3 separate regions of the Homo sapiens genome follow, and regions 1 and 3 are each linked to region 2. Evidence: chromatin contacts called from ENCODE Hi-C or POLR2A ChIA-PET data. All regions are on one chromosome and are shown on one strand. Each heading gives the region's core, a stretch centred on a gene start or an enhancer-like site at or near the end of the contact. The rest is flanking DNA. Distances are from core to core; before and after follow the strand shown. Region 1 has its middle 16 kb from the start of LINC00868. Region 2 holds the start of SNHG16 (small nucleolar RNA host gene 16). Region 3 overlaps RNF157 (ring finger protein 157).

The links. Hi-C counts contacts between places; a loop is a spot of excess contacts on that map. ChIA-PET counts read pairs that join two places held with the same protein, here RNA polymerase II (POLR2A). Pooled maps may share reads with other maps.
Region 1: a pooled map shows a loop between it and region 2 (19-fold over the local background). The contact joins the enhancer-like site here to the promoter of SNHG16 in region 2. A Hi-C loop is called at or near these places in 4 of 50 pooled maps. POLR2A ChIA-PET finds 5 or more read pairs at or near these places in 2 of 52 experiments (H1 and activated T-cell).
Region 3: a map of gastrocnemius medialis shows a loop between it and region 2 (36-fold over the local background). The contact joins the enhancer-like site here to the promoter of SNHG16 in region 2. A Hi-C loop is called at or near these places in 1 of 168 maps with a recorded cell type or tissue (gastrocnemius medialis) and 1 of 50 pooled maps. POLR2A ChIA-PET finds 5 or more read pairs at or near these places in 2 of 52 experiments (activated CD4-positive, alpha-beta T cell and activated naive CD4-positive, alpha-beta T cell).

Annotation. Positions count from the first base shown.
Region 1 is chr17:76,838,423-76,842,268 of GRCh38, forward strand. No RefSeq gene overlaps it. Among named protein-coding and RNA genes, the nearest start is that of LINC00868, 16 kb to the right of the region's middle. RefSeq lists enhancers at 1-454, 1,095-1,144, 1,395-1,454, 1,565-1,614, 2,869-3,385 and a silencer at 1,186-1,381. Within about 2 kb of position 1,503, at least 2 of the 41 ENCODE cell types and tissues checked have a DNase peak (open chromatin) inside an H3K27ac peak, as active enhancers do.
Region 2 is chr17:76,554,804-76,559,131 of GRCh38, forward strand. SNHG16 (small nucleolar RNA host gene 16) reads left to right here and starts at 2,961. Exons shown (of 3, transcript NR_038111.1): 1 at 2,961-3,054. It overlaps SNORD1C (small nucleolar RNA, C/D box 1C), which reads left to right and starts at 3,987; the gene lies at 3,987-4,066. RefSeq lists enhancers at 1,992-2,091, 2,581-3,381, 2,782-3,041, 3,382-4,183.
Region 3 is chr17:76,180,132-76,183,842 of GRCh38, forward strand. The region is part of intron 2 of RNF157 (ring finger protein 157); the gene reads right to left. Among named protein-coding and RNA genes, the nearest start is that of FOXJ1, 41 kb to the left of the region's middle. Within about 2 kb of position 2,205, at least 2 of the 41 ENCODE cell types and tissues checked have a DNase peak (open chromatin) inside an H3K27ac peak, as active enhancers do.

The DNA.
Region 1 (3,846 bases), core at 253-2,752, 280 kb after region 2:
AGAGTGCTCCCTCCGCTTGCTGACTCTCAGCCTGGGCTCTGTCCTCTGGGCTCCGGCTGTTGTAGGACATCCTGAGAAAGGGGTCAGCCAGGCCGTGAACAGTCAATGGCATAGAGGCCTGAAGACTCCAGTCCTTCCTCCTGTGATGATGACACGTCCTAGGTGACCACCCTTGAGCTGATGCTTCTTTTTTTTTTTTTTTCCCTTCGAGACAGAGTCTTGCTCTGTTGCCCAGACTGGACTGCAGTGGCACCATCTCGGCTTACTGCAACCTCCACCTCCTGGGTTCAAGTGATTTTCCTGCGCCGAGGGGCTGGGACTACAGGTACGCGCCACTGCACCTGGATAATTTTTGTATTTTTACTAGAGACGGGGTTTCGCATGTTGGCCAGGCTGGTCTCGAACTCCTGACCTCTTGATCTGCCTGCCTTAGCCTCCCAAAGTGCTGGGATTACAGGCATGAGCCACAGCGCCCGGCCTGATGCTTATTTCTTTCCTCTCATGGTCTACACTTCCTCCCCTCCGCTCACTTCAGTCCTCTCCGCTCTTCACTGAACTGGCCTTTGACAAGGTCTCTGATGAGCGACGTCACCTCTCAGCTCCAGGCCCCCCAGACAGCACATTTTTCAGGTGTCGTTTCTGAGCACTCAATGCTGGCCTGTGCCTGGCTCAGCTCTTGGCTGTCTTTTCTATCTTAGCATGGTCCAACAGAGGTGCTTTTTTTTTTGTTTTTGAGACAGGGTCTTGCTCTGTCATCCAGGCTGGAGTGCGGTGGCACAGTTACTGCTCACTGATGCCTCAACCTCCTGAGCAGCTGGGACTGCAAGCATGCACCACTGTGTTGGGCTAATTTTTTATTTTTTGTAGAGATGGGGGTCTCAGTATGTTGCCCAGGCTGGTCTCAAACTCTTGGGCTGAAGTGATCTGCCTGCCTCCGCCTCCCAACGTGTTGGGATTATAGGCGTGAGCCACCATGCCCGGCCCCAACAGATTTTTCTGCCATGTTGGAGATGTTCTCTCTGTGCTGTGCAACACAGTAGCCATGAGCCACGTGCAAGGTGGTCAGTGTGACTGAGAAACCGGTTTCCTTTTTTTTCCTTTCTTTTTTTTTTTTTTGAGATGGAGTGTCTCCCTCTGTCACCCAGGCTGTAGTGTAGTGGTATGATCTCGGCTCACTGCTACCTCTGCCTCCTGGGTTCAAGCAATTCTCCCCTGCCCCAGCCTCCTGAGTAGCTGGGATTACAGGTGCATGCCACCATGTCCAGCTAATTTTTGTATTTTTAGTAGAGACAGTTTCACCATGTTGGCCAGGCTGGTCTCTAACTCCTGACCTCAGATGATCCACCCACCTCGGCCTCTCAAAGTGCTGGGATTACAGGCTTGAGCCACTGCATCCGGCCTGAGGTTTCCTTTTAGTTTCATTTTAATGAATTTAAATGTAAATAGCCACAGTGGCTGCTGGCTGCTGGCTGCGGTGTTGGACAGCGCCTCCTAGGAGGCTGTTAATACCTGTGCCGTGCCTTTGTAGAGCATCTGCCGCTGTCTTCTGCATTTCTGTTCCCTGCGCTGACACCTCCCCTGAGCCCCCATGAGATCCATCTCTTCTTGACACCTCTCCTGGGTGCCTCATAGGCACATGGATTGAGCACGTGAAAATTCTCTGATCCCACCTTCCCCATCGCAGAGAACGGCACCTGCCACTGCTCAGCCTCCAGATTCAGGAGTTGCATTTGTTTCCTTCTTTCTCCTGCCCTGAGCCAGTCACCTGGGCTCGTCCCTCCAGACATATCCCAACCTACACTTCCCTCCACCCCCACTGCCTCAGCCCACTCCGGATCAGGCTGGCCCTCCCAGCTCTCTGCCTCCCCACTCCTGTCCCGTGTCCCCCAGCCCAGCAGCCAGAGTGACCCGGCTACAGCACAAATCCCAGCACCTCGCTCCCTGCACCCCTAACTGCAACCAGAATCCATCCCAGCTGCTCTGTGGTCTGGCCTGCCCAGCCCTCCCACCCCATCTCCTCCTTCCCCTTCTAGTTGCCCAGTGCTGACCCCTCCCAGGGCTCCTGCATTTGCTGCTTGGAACTACCTCCCTGGCACCTTTGTGTCTCCTCCTCACTCCAGTCTGAATTCAGTGTTACCTCCTCAAAGAGGTCTTGTCCCAACACTCACTAGCACAGCACGTCGTCTTCCTTGTAGAGAGCACGCAGCCCCTCCAGACCAGAGCTGGACTTCCACAGGGAGCATCAGCCCCTCCAGACCAGAGCTCTGTTCTCATCACTGTGTTCCTGGTAAAACAGTCTTGTTGGCCTCCCTGAGCCAAGCTCTCTGTCCCTTCCTCCCTCTCTTCTTTTCTACCTCCCTCTCTCCCCACCTGTCTCTTCCTCTCTCTCCTTTTCTCCCTCTTTCTCTCCCTGACTCCCTCTGTTCCCTCAGTCAGTCTCTTTCTCTCCTCTCCCCGCCCTCTTGTTCCCTCTCTGTCTCTCTCTATTTCTGTCTCTTTTCTCCTCTCTCCCTCTGTTTCTCCCCCGACTCTCTCTCTGCCTCTCTGTCTCTCCCACTCTCTGCTTCTCTCTCTCTCTCTCTGCCTCTCTTTCTCTGCCTCTCTGTCCCTCCCTCTCTCTCTCTGTCCCTCCCTCTCTCTCTCTGTCCCTCTCCCTGTCTCTCTCTCCCTCTCTGTCTCTATCTCTCTCTGCCTCTCTTTCCTCTCTCTCTCTCTCCGCCTCTCTGTCTCTCCCTCTTTCTCCCTCTCTCTTTTCCTCTCTCTCTCTGCCTCTCTCTCCCTCCCCCCACCTCTCTCTGCCTCTCTGTCTCTCCCTCTTTGCCTCTCCCTCCCTCTCTCTCTGCATCTCTGTCTCTCCCTCTCTCTCCCTCTCTCTCTCTGCCTCTCTATCCCTCTCTATCTCTCCCTCTCTTTCTCCCTCTCTGTCTCTCTCTCCCTCTTTCTCTGCCTCTCTGTCTCTCCCTCCCCCCACCCCACCTCTCTGTCTCTCCCTCTCTCTTTGCCTCTCCCTCCCTTTCTCTCTCTCTCTCTGCCTCTCAGTCTCTCCCCCTCTCTCTCTCCTTTTGTTCCCCCCACCCACCCATGTCTGTGGAGGGCTGTGTCTCCCTTTGCCCCAGGACACTCCCTTTTTTTCTCCCCCGGTTCCGGTCTTTTGGGTGAAGGGTAGAAGGAAGACAAAAGCTGGAATTCCTGAGCAAGGGAAGTCATCACTACCCCCACGCTGGAGTTGTGACTGCCCATGCTGTGGCCCCTGGGTGGCCTCTGATGCAGCCACGCAAGGGGGTTCCACTCTGCTCCTTACTGGACCTGACCCCACCCCCTCCAGCAGCGTCCTCCGGAAGGGACTAGTTTCCCCTTGTACCCAGTGGGTCCAGGGCACCTGGATCAGTCCTTCAGTACCTTCATGTTTCAAACAAACACCTCTTGTAGCTCAGGCAGCAAATTGCGCTGTTCGTGGGGAGAGGGGCCGAGTGCCCTGACCAGTCGGAGCTGGACCGGCCAGTGCTCCTCTGGTAGAGGGTGGGGGGATCACTTGGGGTGGGCTTTGGCTGGGGGAACCTGGAGGCTTGCAGGCTGGGCTCCCAGAGACCTTAGGATGGTCTCATGCATACCCAGGTCTATTCTGAGCCATGCACCAAGCACCTTGGCTGGAGTCAGCTCACTTCCTCCCCTTATTACAGGTCCCAGCAGCCGCAAACCCAAACTTCCCCGGAGCACCAGCACACTCCCCATTAATGATAAGGCAGGAGAGCTCCTGCTCTTTCCAGCCGGGACTTTAATTTCTCTAATTATAGCTGAGGCTTGGAGCAGTCCCTCCCACTTAATCTACTTAATGCAGACACACAC
Region 2 (4,328 bases), core at 1,711-4,210:
AAACCCTGACCCTGCCAGTTACTGGTTATGTGAATTTGGGCAAGTTACCGAATTTCCCAGTGCTTCTGTTTCCTTATCCGTAAAATGGGGACAGTGATAGTGTTACCGGAGAGGAGTCCTGATCCAGACCCCAAAAGAGGGTTCTTGGATCTTGAGCAAGAAGGAATTTGGGATGTCTATAGACTAAAGTGAAAGCAAGTTTATTAGAAAAGTAAAGGAATAAAAGAATGGCTACTTGGCCAGGCATGGTGGCTCAAGCCTATAATCCTAGCACTTTGGGAGGCTGAGGCAGGCAGATCACTTGAGGTCAGGAGTTCGAGACCAGCCTGGCCAACATGGTGAAACCCTGTTGCTACTAAAAATACAAAAATTAGCCGGGCGTGGTGGCGTGCGCCTGTAATCCAGCTACTCGGGAGGCTGAAGCAGGAGAATTGCTTGAACCCAGGAGGTGGAGGCTGCAGTGAGCCGAGACAGCAGCACCACTGCAGCCTGGGTGACAGAGCGAGACTCTGTCTCAAAAAAAAAAAAAAAAAAAAGGCTACTCCACAGAGCAGCCCTGAGGGCTGCTGGTTGCCCATTTTTATGGTTATTTCTTGATTATATCCTAAACAAGGGGTGGATTATTTACGCCTCCCATTTTTAGACCACATAGGGTAACTTCCTGATGTTGCCATGGCATTTGTAAACTGTCATGGCGCTGGTGGGAGTGTAGCAGTGAGGACGACCAGAGGTCACTCTCATCGCCATCTTGGTTTTGGTTTTGGTGGGCTTATTTACTGCAAACTGTTTTATCAGCAAGGTCTTTATGGCCTGTATCTTGTGCCGACCTCCTGTCTCATCCTGTGACTTAGAATGCCTTAACCGTCCGGGAATGCAGCCCAGTAGGTTTCAGCCTCGTTTCACCCAGCTCCTATTCAAGATGGAGTTTTCTGGTTCCAATGCCTCTGACAGTAGTACTTCATCGCATTGTGAGGATTAAACGAGTTCATACATGTACAGAAACCAGTATAGGGAATGGCACCTGGTAAGTGCTATGAAGTATTAGCTATCATTACTATCTTGTCTACAGTAGGTCACCAGCCCGCTAGCAGCTTTTGGGAAATTCCACACTTAGAATTCCCACTGTAAGTCTCAAATGAAAGGAACTATGTTTGCAGGGATAGAACACATTCTTCCTTTCAGTATTACACAAAATAACGTGTCTTCAAGGGTAAGGTAGAGAAACCTAATGGCCAGAATTACTGCTGAATGAATTAATGATTATTTGCTGAAGACTTACTGTGAGCATAGCAGGTAAATACCAAACCCTGCACTGTTAAGAAATTAAAAAGAAAAAAATAAAAATAAAAAGAGGCTGGGCGTGGTGGCTCACGCCTGTAATCCCAGCACTTTGGGAGGCTGAGACGGGTGGATCACCTGAGGTCAGGAGTTTGAGAACAGCCTAACATGGAGAAACCCCATCTCTACTAAAAATACAAAATTAGCTGGGCGTGGTGGCGCATGCCTGTAATCCCAGCTACTCAGGAGGCTGAGGCAGGAGAATCACTTGAGCTTGGGAGGCGGAGGTTGCCGTGAGCCGAGATCGTGCCATTGCATTCCAGCCTGGGCAACAAGAGCAAAAGTCCATCTCAAAAAAAAAAAAAAAAAAAAATAATAATAATAATAAAAAGAGACTTCTGCTCTTGAAGAGCTTACAATCAAATGAAAGGAGGTAAACATAAGCAAATGTGGTAATTTGAAGATAAGTATCTGCAACATATTACCATCTGCAGGACAATATAACCCACACCGAAGGCCACAGAGATCACTGTTAATGGGTGGATGAGAACAGGGAGACTGGAATGGAGAAAAGGCTCTCGGTCTTGCAAACTTAAACTAGCTTTCAAATAGGTGCAAATTCTGGCCCTGATTGTTGATGTCGTTTTTGCCTTATTTTTATTTCAAAAACGAAGCCAGACCGGGCGCAGTGGCTCACCTTTGTAATCCCAGCACTTTGGGAGGCCAAAACAGGAGGACTGCTTGAGGCCAGGAGTTTGAGACCAACCCGGGCAACATAGTGAGACCTCATCTCTGCAAAATAAAAATAATCAGCTGGGCGTGGTGGCGCTCGCCTGTCGTCCCGGCCACTCAGGAGGCTGAGGCGGGAGGATCACTTGAGCCCGGGAGGTCCAGGCTACAATAAGTTATGATTGCACCACTGCACTCCAGCCTGCGTGCCAGGGTGAAACCTTATCTCAAAAACAAACCAAAAAAACCCAGAAACAAAAAAAAATGAAGCCAAGGTGTTTGCCTGAAAAATAACACTCAGAAGAGCAGTGGGTGTTACATCATTCTCCGTTCTTTTCGTAATTCAGCTCGTGACACTTGCCTTTTTTTCTCTTCTCGGAATGCCCCGGGCCCCTGGGCAGCCGCGGAGGCCGAGCCCCGTCGCTCTCCAGCGCTCCTTGCCGCCCGCGCCTCGGCTTCACCGGCCTCGCCCCAAACTTAAAAACACCTGAGCAGGAGGTTGAACGATTCCCTCGGAATCTCTCCTCTTCACTAACCCAGCGAACCACCCCAAATGCCCCTATCCTCCCCCAAATAAAATCCGCAGAGCAATTAACAAAGATACTCGGCCAAGCCCCGGTTTCCTCATCTGTCCCTGCCCCCTCGAACTTTCTGTGCTTCCCCAGTCTCGACCAGGGACAAACTGTGTTGAAGCTCAATGACTTTCTGGCAGAAGTGAACCTCCAGCTTCGTTTTCTGACAGCCGTGGTTCTTCACAGGCCTGGTTTCCCACTCCGGACCCTCCACTGCCCCTGGTGGCGGCCACCATCTTACCCCCAGCTCCAGGGTCGCGCTGAGGACGCGGCCAGCCCCCAGCCGCCGTAGTTTTGAACTACATTTCCCACCAGCCCTTTCTCAACATCGCGAGAGTTCCGGAGAGATTGCCGAGAAGACTTGCGCGCAGGGGCGGTCTCGCGTTCTTTTCGAGGTCGGCCGCGTGGCTGGAAGACATGGCCACTCCAGTCGGTGTTGAGCACGGCGAGCAGTCTCAGGCCTTTAGTGATGATGGTAAGGCTGCCTGGGTGGGAAAACGGGGTCTTCCTTGACACGACACTAACATACTTGGCTTCCCTTCCTCAGAGACGAAGTGGTGACGATAATCTCGGTTTCTCCCTCATAGGGTGGTTAGGAGGGTTAAAAGTACTGGATGAGAAAATGCTTTCCAAACGTTGAGAAAATGTTACTATGTGAAGGGAGAGAGCTCAAGCCCGTCCTCGGCGTCATAGGGCCGGCTTCTGCGGGGGAGAGCGCCTAACAACCTGGGCAGCCCCGTGCGCCTCCGCCGCGCGTGTGCTGAGCGTCATGCCCAGGGGTCTTCGGTGCCCGCGCACGGGCAGACTCTGACGATGGTGGTTCTTAATTCAGCATCAGGAGTGTTAACGTGTGAAGACGTGATTCCGCTTGGAGTGTCTTGAGGACGGCCCCAATCGGTAGTTCATATTTAGCTTTACAGATAGGAGTCAATAGGATTGTAAACTTCTGGAAAGCCGTAGTTTTAACAACGAGCCTTTTTTCCTCCCCCAGAGGCCTTTCTTTGTTTGGCATCTGCAGAGACGGTGAAAAGCAGAGCTCCAGGTTGAAGGATCAGAGTAATAGATGGAGCCCTTAACATGAGTAAGAGTGGGTGCAGGCAGGGCCTGAGTGGTCACTAGAAATGAGAAAGCACAGTTGGTGCCATCACATACATTCACCTCCTGCTTTATTCTGAAGTTCAAGTATGAGAATACGTGTTGACATACAAGCCAGCTATGGTAAGAAATTACTCAAAATTCAGAATGCTAATTATTTTAATGATAAAAATGAGTAGCGTCTTTGCCCGTGTGATTTGGGGCCACTAGGTGTCATTGTAACCAGCGTGGATCCTCGTTAGGGCATGCAGGGATGAAAGAGACATGGCAAATGAATTTTGGATCGCTAGGATTTAGGAATCTTTGTTATTGGCTGAGCTGAGGATGATTTAAAGTTATCCCTGTCTGAAATGGTATCTTTTGTGAGGAGGTCTGACTTGCTGAGGCTCAGCTGTTTAATACAAATCTGGAGAATAAACCTTAAGGTGGTTTCTGTTAGAATGAAGCCTGTTATCCTTCTCTTTTAGATTAAAGGTGGTGGCTGTGGCCTTGAAAACAGTCATGTGAAAACTCATCACCTTAAGGTGTTAAGTGTAAGGATCTTCATGATGAAATTTCTGTAAATGGTGAGATTTTTAGTACTTTCATAGACTTGAATATGCTTATGGTCCTCTTTAAGTATTGGTTTGTTAGTTTTGGGGATGTGTTGGTCTT
Region 3 (3,711 bases), core at 955-3,454, 380 kb before region 2:
GCTCAGTATGGATTTATAGAATGGCTTCCTGTTTCTCAGGTATCATTCTGGAGTAAATAAACCCTTAACAGCCTTATGAAGGACAACTAAATGCAGCTTCTAGAATCCTATTTCACTTTTTATAATGAAAACAGGCCTCAGATCAAGACTCATGAACAAAGAATGAAATTTGGTCTGCTCAGGGATTTGGGGACCAAACATTAAGTGTGAGTACCTTTACGACAGAAAAGCAAGGCACAGATCCCCCTAATCTATTCATCTAACCAGAAAACTCTGCCAAAAGAAAGCCCCTTTCATGGGGTAAAACTTGGGTAACCTGCAATTACAGCTTGGCAAATCATGAAAAAAGAGAATGTAAGGAAATATTTAACTGAGTATCTACTATGTGCCAGGCATTATGCTAGGTACTTTAGATAGATTCTTTTTGTCCCCCATTTTACTTTACATATTTTTTATCTTTATTTTTAAATTTTCGTAGAGATGGGGTTTTACTATGTTGCCCAGGCTGGTCTCAAACTCTTGAGTTCAAGTGATCTTCTCGCCTCAGCTTCCCAAAGTGCGGGGATTAGAGGTGTAAGCCACCACACCTGGTCTTTTTATTTTTATCTTGGTAAAATACACATAACATGAAATTTACTATCTCAATCATATTCAAGTATACAGTTCAGCGGCATTAAGTAACATTCACATTCGCATTATCGTGCGGCCATCACCGCCATCCAGCTCTAGTTTAGGTATGCTCTTATTTCACATTCTCGAAAGGAACAACATGCCTGCCCCTCTCACCAGCCTGTAAGTTCCGTGTGTATGCTGGAGGACAGTCCAACATGCCGGAGAAATACAGTAGCCGACTGAAAAATGAAGAATGTCAGTTAAACAAACTGACATTCTACAGATAAAGAAACCGAGACTCAAAAGATTCACGTAATCATCCAGGGTCCCAGAGCTAATGAGCAGCAGAACCACAATTTGAACCCAGGTACATCTGACTCCAAAAGCCATACTCTATTGCACTGCTTCTACTGTAGGGCAAGTCTACAGGCTCTTCTAATCCTAGGAGTGTTCCAGGGACCTGAGCAGAGTTCGGGGAGTCTGAAAGTTATACCATCATGGCAAACAGTACTGAATTCTGTGAAGGTTCTGGAAGCTAGCCAAAAATCTCCAATGGCGCCCTATGCTTAGATGGCAGTATGTACAAAATCATACCACGCACCACACTCCTTTCTATCTTTAACAGGAGTATCTAAGGTCTTCTTAGAGAAGAGCTTTCTTGGAGCACAGTATGACAAAATCTTTGTCTATAAGATCTAACAGTACCTGCAGAAGATACAAATGTACACTGAGGGCAGGGTGATGTCAGAGAACACTGCCAGCAGCCACAGCCACAATGGATACGTCAGTCAGCGTTTACCTTCCACCCAAGATGCTCAAAGATGTGTTACTGCCAGATAGTTCTAAAATATGGCGACTTCTTCACTAAATTGTTTTCAAAAAATGGTCGGGTGCGGTGGCTCACATCTAATCCCAGCACTTTGGGAAGCCGAGACAGGCAGATCACCTGAGGTCCAGAGTTTGAGACCAGGCTGGCCAACATGGTGAAACCTCATCTCTACTAAAAATACAAAAATCAGCTGGGTGTGGTGGCGTGTGCCTGTACTCCCAGTTACTCAGAAGGCTGAGGCAGGAGAATCACTTGAACCCAGGAGGCAGAGGTTGCAGTGAGCTGAGATCACACCACTGCACTCCAGCCTGGGTGACCGAGTGAGACTCTGTCTCAAAAAAAAAAAAAAAAAAGAATAAATAAATAAATAATTTTCAAAAAACAAAGACATTTACCCATTCATTCAGCACTCTCACTATATCCTGAGTACTGAACTAGGCCTGAGGGACACAGTGAAGAGTCAAGCAAACCTCTCTTAGTTCCATCTGTAAAGGGGCGTCAAGCTTGCATCTGGTGCCCTGCATGCTTGGATACAACATCCTCCTGGGACTGGGCTGCTGTGTCTGTCCTGAAGTAAGCCTGAATCTGAGAATAACTTAAATCCCAAACATCTCAAACCCAGAATGGAAGTAGAGTTGGGCTCAGCCAGAAGACCTCTTTTGGTGGACCTCAGGCGTTTGCTGACGAAGGCTCTGTGTGTTACGTGAGCAACTCCTCTTTGGCTTTTGACCCTGGTGCTCATCAGCTTCCTTTTACCAGCACATCACATCGGCAAAGCGCCACCTGGTGACGAAAGATGAAATTGCCAGACCATGCCCAAATGCAGGCCAGAAGGGTGCACGTGCATTCACATACACATGGGCACACACGCATTTAGTCTGTGTGTGTGTGTGTGTGTGTGTGTGTGTGTATCAATCACATGTCCTAGATTTTTTTTTTTACCATTCTGATTTCAAATATTACACTACTCCTACGGTTGTACTATTTTTGCTGTAAAAAAATATGGTCACAGTACATGTGAAAGGACATCTTACTCTGTGTGTAAATTATTAGGCAATTCCCAGTAGTCTACAAAAAAACACAATAATCCATTCATCCCATCCATAAAAATAAAGTTAACTTCAACATAAATCTTTTTTTAAAGTATATACTTTGTTTTCATTTGCTATTAGATTCAGGCCTCGTCTCATATATATATATATATATATATATATATGAGAGATATATATATGAGAGAGATATATATCCTATATATCCTATATATGATATATAGGATATATAGGATATATATATCCTATATATCATAATAATATGAAAACTATATTATTACCATCAATTCTCAGGTAAAGAAAGTATTGATATTGTATACTTCTGTTGGTTACTTTTCGCTCTTGTTGCCCTGGCTGGAGTGCAATGGCACGATCTTGGCTCACTGCAACCTCCGCCTCCCGGGTTCAAGCGATTCTCCTGCCTCAGCCTTGCTTCCCGAGTAGCTGGGATTACAGGCGTCTGCCACCATGCCTGGCTAATTTTTTTGTATTTTTAGTAGAGATAGGGTTTCTCCATGTTGGTCAGGCTGGTCTCGAACTCCTGACCTCAGGCGATCCGCCCGCCTCAGCCTCCCAAAGTGCTGGGATTCCAGGTGTGAGCCACCACGCCCGGCCTCACGTGGGAATATTTTTGAAAACTGCAGATCCCAGGGCCCTGTCACTAGAATTCTGATTCAGCTAGTTTGGGGTAGGAACTAGGAATCTGTATTTTAATAAACATTCCAACCAATTCTGATGCAGGTAGGTTAGAGACCCCACTGAAAGAAAAAATGCTGGTCTTCTGCAGCTAATAATATTTAATTATATACCAAAATAAATTCACATAAAGTTTTTTTTTGTTTTGTTTTTTAGAGGTAGGGTCTTGCTATGTTTCCATGCTGGAATGCAGTGGCTATTCACTGTGACCATAGTGCACTACAGCCTTGAACTACTGGGCTCAAGTGATCCTCCTGCCTCAGCTTCCCGAGTAGCTGGGACTACAAGCAAGTCATCACAGCTGGCTAATTTCTATCATTTCTTCCACATTAAAAAACATTTATGGATATAGAATAATTATAGCTTTCTACATTTATTAGCTGGGATTCTACTGTAAGGAAGAGCTGTCCTTTATCATTCAATTATTCAATTATTTCTTCATTTGTTTAATTATAAATTATGTATTTATGTAATTTATTTTATATTAATTTTTTTACTTAAGTAAAAACAAAAAACCCAAAATAC